2 separate regions of the Homo sapiens genome follow, and region 2 is linked to region 1. The links are chromatin contacts, found by Hi-C or POLR2A ChIA-PET in ENCODE. All regions are on one chromosome and are shown on one strand. Each heading gives the region's core, a stretch centred on a gene start or an enhancer-like site at or near the end of the contact. The rest is flanking DNA. Distances are from core to core; before and after follow the strand shown. Region 1 holds the start of RASGEF1B (RasGEF domain family member 1B). Region 2 holds the start of PLAC8 (placenta associated 8).

Region 1 (4,693 bases), core at 970-3,469:
TTTGGCAGTCTGGCCACAGCAGGCTTGCTGAGCTGCAGTAGGCTCTGCCCGGTTCCAACTTCCCAGAGGCTTTGTTTACACTGTGAGTGTAAAACTGCCTACTCAAGCCTCAACAATGGTGGATGCCCCTCCTCCCACCAAGCTCGAGTGTCCTGGGTTGATCTCAGACTGCTGCTGTGCTGGCAGTGAGAATTTCAAGCCAGTGGATCTTAGTTTGCTGGGCTCCATTGGGGTGGGACCGGCTGAGCCAGACCACTTGGCTCCCTGGCTTCAGCAACCCTTTCTAGGAGAGTGAACGGTTCTGTCTCGCTGGTGTTCCAGGCGCCACTGGGGTATGGAAAAAAAAAGAACTCCTGTAGCTAGTTCGGTGTCTGCCCAAATGGCCACCCAGTTTTGTGCTTGAAACCCAGGGCCCTGGTGGGGTAGGCACTGGAAGGAATCTCCTGGTTTGTGGGTTGCGAAAACTGGCACAAGCACAGTATCTGTGCTGGAGTTCCTCAGGCTCAGTCCCTCATGGTTTCCCTTGGGTAGAGGAGAAAATTCCCCAACCCCTTGCACTTCTCGGGTGAGGCGATGCCCCACCGTGCTTCAGCTCACTCCCCGTGGGCTGCACCCACTGTCCAACCAGTCCCAGTGAGATGAACTGGGTACCTCAGTTGGAAATGCAGAAGTCACATGCTTTCTGTGTGAATCTCGCTACGAGCTGCAGACTGGAGCTGTTCCTATTCAGCCATCTTGCCAGCAATCCCCTGCAACTCTTAATTTCTGGCTACAGGATCAGTAATGTCAAGGGTGTAAGTGACTGGCCCAATGTCATATGGCTCGTTTGTTACAGAATCGGGATGCAAAAACTGAGCTTGAAAAATCAACCAACCAGTACAACCACAACAGCAGGGCAGGGCCACCCAGCCTCTGTGTTTCACTCTGCATGGCTGGCCCACCAAGTTCCCTTGGCCTTATGGCTTCTCATTTAAACTGCAGAGAAGCTATGGTTAAGTCAAAGGCTCAAGTAGGTTAGAGTGAATTACTGAATCAGAGGAGTCCTATTTACACAAAGGAGGGAAGGAGTATCATAAAGAGGAAGAAAAGTAAAAGGAGGCATAAATGAAGAAAATGAAAGAGGAATCCGCTAAGAATAGACAAAGTGAGCGTCAAAATGACTCCACCCCAGGAAGGAGAGGGGGAGGGACCCATGGAGCAGGAGGGAAAAGGATTCCTCCCCCTCAGTAATCTTAATTATAACAGTATAGGACAGGTATGAATAGTGTTGTTTTATATATGAGAAAACTGAAGCTCAGAAAAGCTGTATCACTTACTCAAGGAAATACAGTTGGTAAGAGTCTCCTAATTCTGTAAATTTTTTCTTTTCATAGGTCTCTTTCTTCCCTTGTTTCCATCATTATTTCCCTCTGGCCTCCTTTTATGTGTACAAAGTGAAGTACGGAGGTTTTTACCTTTTTTCTGAAATAGTTATCAAATATCCCATGATGGAGTGAGTACGTGGTTACCATGACAACACAGCCCTCACTGAGGACTAGCCTCCCTGCTTTGCCTCCGGAATCATGTTTCACGGAACAGGTTCCTCTCCGTGCAACTTCTAGCAGCTGTAATTCTACATTTTGTTTGGGTGATTATTTGCTGAATGTCTGTCCTCCACTAGACTATGTAAGTTTCACAATGGCAGAGACCAGCCTACTTTGCCAAGTGTGCCCCCAGCGTTTTGCACAGTGCTTAGCACCAGGATCTATGTGTTATTTGCTAAGCAAATGTTCTGTGGTTCCTCTCCGCTCTCTTCTGAAAGTTACATGGACAGTAACCTTTAGCTCACAATTATGTTAATAAATACTGTGTAACGAGTCGGGCCGGTATTTACAGATAGTATACACGTGAATGAACACACACACACTCACGACTGCACAACAGCCCGGGGCAGGTGCACTCAAGAGGAAACGCGCACAGTCGGAGCCAGCCTGACCAACGCTGTTAAACACCGCTGCGCTGGGCTCCGCGGGCCTCTGCCGCGTGGGAGGGCACCCAGGCTGACGCGCTGCGGGAGTCTGGGGCCCACTGGGACTTGCCTGCCGGGCCGGGTGGCGGCGGCGTGGGCGGTGAGCTGCGCGGTGATTGGCCCGCGCCTGCCGGGGCGGGGCGGGGCTGGCAGCGGGAGGCAGGCGCCTGAGCCAAGGGGGGCGTGCGCGGCGGCGGCTGCCGTAGTTTCAGTATAAACAAGGAACCCGACTGGTTAGACAGATTTTGTTTTTCTTCTTCCCGCGCGCTTTAGCTCCCTGTCCTTTGGTCGCATTTGTGGGCGCGCGGCACGCAGCCGGGAGGCCGAGGACTCGGAGTTCACCTGCAGGTAGGTTGTTCCCTGGCTGGGTTGTTCTCCCGGCTGGGGGACCACAGCCCGGAGCGGGAACTCCGGACCCTACTGCGCGCTGCGCTCTCCCTGGAGATCCCTGGGCCGCGCGGGGAGCGAGCGGGGCTCAGAGACTTCACCGGCTGCCGGGTGCGCTCCGAGGCGGCGGGAGATCCCGAGGCGAGTGAGCGCGAACGCGGGCGCCAAGAGCCGAGTTACAGCCCGGGACCGGGGGAGGGCCCCTGCCCGGCCGCTGCGGGTACCTGGGACTGCCGCGGCCCCAACAGGTGCGAGGCCGAGCCGCTGGGACCCGGGCAGGGCCAGGCTTGGGTTGGGTTGGGTTGTGCCTTCCCTCTTTCTCCCTGATCCTGCAGCCAGGCCTTCTGTCTCGAGATAGGTGGTTTTTGAGGATTTGTCTTGAGTTGTAATCGCGTCCATCATTTTTTTCATCCCTTCTTTCCTTCGTGTGCATACCTAGGTTGATTCTTCCACTTCTTGACCAGTTTTGTGTGCGTGTGTGTGTAGGGGGAGCTGTTTATTTTTGTTGTCAGTGCCATGTAATCTAAAGTCTGACTCGTAGGAAGGGACAAGGGAACAGAAGTCACATACTCGCCACCGACAAGGTGATGTGCTGTCATCCTTCGGTGTTCACCTGGCAAACTTGGGAGACACTGAGTCGCCTTGCTTTTGCCAGAGCTCAGTTGAGTCGCCTCGGGTCACCTGCCTGGGGAATCTCAGATGAGCTAGAGGTATCTAGGAGCCTCGCGGGCAGTCAGCTTAAGGGAGGTTCTTTCTAAGGGAGCTGTGAAAACAACTTAAGTGCTGCACCAGGGAAAAGGGCGAGACGGGGGCTGGGGTGCGCGCGCCTTTGTGTGTGTGTATGGACGTACCATTTCAATACTGCTTGCTGTCTTGCCCCAACCAAATCGGCGCAGTTCAGGCAAAAGCAACGTAGCTTAATCCTCTGACACTGCCGAGGGTGGCACAAGTGTGGCAGATAACACAAGGAGATTGTCTAGACGGCGATTTTCTCTTCGGAATGTAGATGTGTCCATCCTCCCTGATGAATTCGGTGGATATGGTGTATATAGATGAATATGCACACAAATTTGTGTATGTGTTTGGGCCGAACGCGTCTCCAAGGAGTCCTTCGTCAGCACCATGTGACGACGGTCAGGAACTGCTGGTGTGTGTAGATCTATATTTAGCTCAGATGGTCTAATGGCCGAAGGGAGGGTCTCTGAACTGGGTGCATAAAGGGGAAGAGTCTAGGGATCAGGGTGGTGCACTCTTGAATGATGTCTGGCACAGTCACACTCAGATGGGGTGAATAATTGCCCTTTCCTCGTGAAAACAGTAGCTAGAGCTTGGCATGTGATGGCTATGCCTTAATTTAAAACATAGTTGGACCATGGCGATAAGCCTCTGCTAAGAAACAAGGAGGTTTACAGTTAAGCAGCGTATATACCTGGTTGGCCGTTTGGGTGAAAATAACTGGTCCCATGAGATTTAGAACAAATATAGAGTTGCTTTCTTTAATAAAAAGAAATAAAAATTATTTGCTGTTGAGGTTTTCATAACAGAAAAAAAGAAGGCAGCTTGTTAAACCCTATCATTAAAGGTAATTTTATTTTTTTAAGTGAGGGGCAGTGGTGGAGCTAGAGAGGAGGACCTTAGGGCACTTTTGACAGATATCAGGGTTTACAAACAGCGTTATATTATGCCTCTCAAGCAGATTTTCTGGTGAAGATGAGATCAGCCACTGATTAACAAGTTTCTTGTTGGCATTCTTCCACTGCATGTCGGGTCAATCCTTTGTTTTCTTGGAGGTGGGCAACATTTCTAACTACTAAGCATATTGGCCTTGTACTTTCCAGTTGTCTAACGAAGTGTTACATTCTTAGAATTTATTTCTCCTATGGTGCATTTTCAGTCTTGCTTCATTTTATGTGCTCCACTGGATATTTTATCTGATACTAACACATCTAATACCTGGGAATCATACTGTCTTTTGGAGAAGAGAATCACCAGAAAGCATTCCCATGTATTGTCTCCCGCTAACCCCCTACAGCTTAGCATCTAATAGATTATTTATATGTGTGTGTGTGTGTGTGTATATATACACATATATGTACATATATACATATGTATTTATATGTATAACTAAATCAAAGTATTATAATAACACATAGTTCTTATATAACATTTTATTCTTAGAACCTAAAATTAACTACTAGTTAATAGAGTACAATAGACTATATAAAAACAATTCAATACACCTTTCTAAGGAAAAAGACATGGTAAGAAAATTGAAGGGGAGGAGCTGGGATCCCTAGT
Region 2 (4,657 bases), core at 1,982-4,481, 1.6 Mb before region 1:
GGTGAGGCAAACAAGGTCCCTACGGGCACAGAATTTAAGAAGGCACTCACTCTTGATGAAACTGGAGGACCAAAATGTAAGTATTTTTTTTGTTCTTCTATATACTATGTGGCCAATATTGCCTTTCTAAAAGATAGTACCAATTTATAATGCCACCAAAAATCAACCAGTCTACTATCAGTTTGTAAAACTTTGTCAAGGCTGGGTGGTGTTTTTTTTTTTTTTTTTTTTTGAGACAGAGTCTTGCTCTATCACCCAGGCTGGAGTGCAGTGGTGCAATCTCGACTCACTGCAACCTCCACCTTCCGGGTTCAAGCAAGTCTCCTGCCTCAGCTCCCCGAGTAGCTGGGACTACAGGTGCCCACGACCATGCCTGGCTAATTTTTTTGTATTTTTAGTAGAGACGGGGTTTCACTATATTGGCCAGGCTGGTCTCGAACTCCTGACTTTGTGATCTGCCCACCTCGGCTTCCCAAAGTGCTGGGATTACAGGCGTGAGCCACTGCGCCCGGCCTGGATGTTATTTTTTTATTTTTTATTTTATTTATTTATGTATTTATTTTGAGACAGAGTCTCGCTCTGTTGCCCATGCTGGAGTGCAATGGCGCAATCTCGGTTCACTGCAACCTCTGTCTAACAGGTTCAAGCAATTCTCCTGCCTCAGCCTCCCAAGTAGCCGGGATTACGGGCATGTGCCACCAAGCCCGGCTAATTTTGTATTTTTAGTAGAGACGAGGTTTCTCCATGTTGGTCAGGCTGGTCTCGAACTCCCGACCTCAGGTCATCCGCCCGCCTCGGCCTCCCAAAGTGCTCGGATTACAGGCATGAGCCACCCCGCCCAGACATATTTTTTATTTTTTTGAGACGGAGGTTTGCTCTTGTTGCCCAGGCTGGAGTGCAATGGCGTGATCTCGGCTCACCACAACCTCTGCCTCCCGGGTTCAAGCAATTCTCCTGCCTCAGCCTACTGAGTAGCTGGGATTATAGGCATGCGCCACCACGCCCAGCTAATTTTGTATTTTTAGTAGAGACGAGGTTTCTCCATGTTGGTCAGGCTGGTCTCAAACTCCCGACCTCAGGTGATCTGCCTGCCTCGGCCTCCTAAAGTGCTGGAATTACAGGCATGAGTGACCGTGCCCGGCCAAGCTTACCGATTTTTAAGATGTACTTTCCCCCTTTAATACAATAAATAACTAGTACATATTTGTTGACATCTTTTTGATTTTTCAATTTTTTAATTTTTTATTTTATTTATTTATTTGAAAAAAGGAGATGAGATCTCACTATGTTGCACAGGCTGGTCTCAAACTCCTGGGCTCAAGTGATCCTCCCGCCTTGGCCTCCCAAAGTGCTGGGATTACAGGTGTGAGTTACCACACCTGGCCATGTTGCCATCTTTTTATTGTGGAGTTTATACATAGTATTTGGAAGAAAATAGGCTATCTGGAATTCCACATGTCTCTTTTTCTTTCTCCTTCTTCAGATTTCTTTGTTTCTTTGTTTCCCCTAATATTGATTATGTGTTAGGCACTGTTTTAAATGTTTTGCATGTATTAATTTTTTGAATTTTCCCTACAATCCTGTGGGGTAGGTGCAATTATTACGCTCATTTGACAAGGAACCTGAGGCATAGAAATGTTAAGTGGCTAGCAGATGGCAGCTAGGAATTGGGACTGAAAAGGGACTCTAAGCACTTAGAGTCTGCCATAATGCCACACATTCTCACTGTACAACCTCACACAATAGCCTTGTTCTAGTGGGAAAGATTTCCCATCCGCAAAAACTTCAGAGTGAATGACAGGAAAGCTGGCCACTCTCATTTCTTAATTTTTTTTTTTTTTTAGAGACACGGTCTTGCTGTCACTCCGGCTGGAGTGTGGTGACACAACACAGCTCACTGTAACCTCAAATTCTTGGGCTCAGGCAATCCTCCTGCCTCAGCCTTCCAAGTAGCGGGGACTACAAGCCTACGGGCACTTACCACCATGTCTGGCTAATTTTTTAATTTTTTGTTTTTGTTTTTGTTTTTTTTTAGAGACAAGGTCTCACTGTGTTGGCCAGGCTTGTCTTGAACTCTGACCTTAAGCAGTCCTCCGCCTGGGCCTCCCACTGTGCCGGCCCACCCTCATTTCTGAAAGGTTTTGTTAAACAAAGTTTATGAGAGGCCATTGTTATGGACTAGCCTCCTGCTCTAGGCCCCAGAAAATCAGACCAAACCAGAATGAAGTCGCTTGTGCTAAGTGACATATAATCAAACTGAACTTTGAAATGGACCAGTTTTCCAAAAAACAGGAGATTTCAGTCAACCTCAGTCAGTGTAGTAAGGAAGTCCTCTCTGTTTTAGTCCTATAAGGAAAGTAACTTTGAAACAACCAATCTATCTTTTTTTCTCTGTTTCCGCTTTCTTCATACTCACCAGGACACTCATTCTATTTTATAGAATGATGTGTTGCTTGATTCTAGAATTGCAAATAAAAGGCAATTACATCTTCTAAACTAAATTTGTTGTAATTTTGTCTTTTGATAGTTTAAACTATGGGATCAGAAATTCAAAGACTATGAATAAAAATTTCAAAAGAAAGAAATAGTAATACCACCAATAAGAAGAATAATTAAAAAGGTACAAAGAAATTGGATGCAACATTGTAAAAAGAGCCATAGTTTGGAGCTGAGCTGACATGAGCTAAAATCCTAGGTGAGTAACTTGTTAGCTATGTGGCCTCTGAAAGTCAGCTCAAGAATCTGAGCTTGTTTCCTCACCTCTAAAATTGAAAAAATAAGGCCTAACTATCAAAGTCATTAACAAGTCATTGATAATGCTTGGCCTATTTTAATGTTCAGTATCTGTAAGTTGATACCATTAAAGGATGCTTGAGATGCCAACTACTATATAATCTGAAACAATAATGATCTTTTTTTTCCCCACAAAGATAACAAAAAACAAACACAAAAAAACAACAGTAAGCTCTGCCAGACATGTAAAACCAATCAAACTATATAATGAATTAAATCCTTTCCCCATTAAAAAGACGTATCAGTGTACCTAACACAATATAGGAAAAGAAACACACCTTATTTGGCAAGAGATATATTCATTCTCCAGATAAGAGAAACACACATTGAAACCACTTCTGCTGGATTACTCTGGCCAATAAGAGCGTCTGAAACTGTTCTATGTACTATGCCCTGCGATAGAAACACAGTTACCTCTCCCCTTTCACGTAGTTTTCATTTGTGGTGAGATTCTCTCCCAGGCCACAAGACATTTCCTGCTCGGAACCTTGTTTACTAATTGTAAGTACTTTACAAGTAAGAACTTGTTTTAAAAACTTAGCATTCAAAAAAAAAAAGCTTTCTTTAAAAGTTATTTGATTTTCTTGTTTTTTTCTTAGCATGTTATATTTTGAGTTTCAGCTAAAAGACTAAGGTTTTCTTATCTAATTGCTTTAAATTTATACATTTAGTCAAATTCAACAATTTCTTGCTAAGCATTTTGCCAAATGCCAGGCTTTTCAAAGTAGTGTAAGATCCCAGCCTTGAATCCTCATCAATTGCTGCTTTCTGCAGCAAACACATATTATACATTGTATTTAGTAACATGATCATTAATTTCACTCTTTATTTCAATATGTATGCATGTTGACTTATGCCGGTCTAATTTCTTTCTGCTTTACAAATATTCTATTTTATCCATTCAAAGTATTTAGAAACAAGATATGGAATTTTGTAGATTTAGCTAATGAATTATAAGAATTCTTGAATTCTCACTATGAAAGTAAGAAAAACAGACTAGAATTCTTCAAAATTAAATTCTGGTGCTTCATTTATATGTATAAAGAGAGATGGAGAGATTATGAAATGGAAATGTTTCAATCAAAGCAAAAAAATGAAATTTAACATCAATAAACAGTAGAAGAGAAAAATCTCAATAATATGTCTAGTATCTGGATTAATCAATATTAATAATATGTATTAATATTACTATAATTAATATCATGTATTATATTAATATTAATGTATTTTATTAAGATAGTGGGCTGTCCTCAGGAGTGAAGTGCTCATAGAAAGGAGAGACAAATACAAGATTGATTCTTAACTAATAGATAAAATTAAGGTGTTTAAAATATGAGCCAAATACTGCAAGATTTCCTGACATTGAGACCATTCCACAGAACTTCCTAAAGAAAGGTATTCTAGTCTCATTCTCCAAAGCTTGCCCACCAAGATTCCCATTTCACTACCTCCTGCCCCCATTTTTCCTGCATTTTCCAAGGTGGCCCCTGCCAACTTTTTTTTAATCACTCTCTCTGCTCCTGTGGGGTTAAAGATGGCATGGAACAAAACAGCTGTGTGGTCACACCACAACGGGCAGAACTGCTGGCCACAGATAGGAAACCTCAGGCATCTCCTTAGCCCTTACCAAATCCAGCCCAACACGTTTACACACCCTGGCACTCAATAAAATATTTGCTGAATTAAATTGGATCTGTAGTTATTAGTAACAGAAGAAAAATAAGGCCACTGGTCGTGGGTTACAAAATGTGCTCTGCAAGGCCACTGGCATTAGAATCTTGTGAAGTGCCCAGGATACTGCACAGGCCCGCACCTGAAGGGAGAGGAGCTAGTTTGGAATGTGCTCCCGGGAATGCGAGAGGGT

The links. Hi-C counts contacts between places; a loop is a spot of excess contacts on that map. ChIA-PET counts read pairs that join two places held with the same protein, here RNA polymerase II (POLR2A). Pooled maps may share reads with other maps.
Region 2: a loop to region 1 is called in a map of naive thymus-derived CD4-positive, alpha-beta T cell, with 9 times the contacts of the local background. The contact joins the promoter of PLAC8 here to the promoter of RASGEF1B in region 1. A Hi-C loop is called at or near these places in 1 of 168 maps with a recorded cell type or tissue (naive thymus-derived CD4-positive, alpha-beta T cell) and 5 of 50 pooled maps. POLR2A ChIA-PET finds 5 or more read pairs at or near these places in 1 of 52 experiments (B cell).

What each region holds. Positions count from the first base shown.
Region 1 is chr4:81,469,433-81,474,125 of GRCh38, reverse strand. It overlaps RASGEF1B (RasGEF domain family member 1B), which reads left to right and starts at 2,219. Exons shown (of 14, transcript NM_152545.3): 1 at 2,219-2,356. RefSeq lists a silencer at 1,878-2,287.
Region 2 is chr4:83,113,303-83,117,959 of GRCh38, reverse strand. PLAC8 (placenta associated 8) reads left to right here and starts at 3,231. Exons shown (of 5, transcript NM_016619.3): 1 at 3,231-3,294.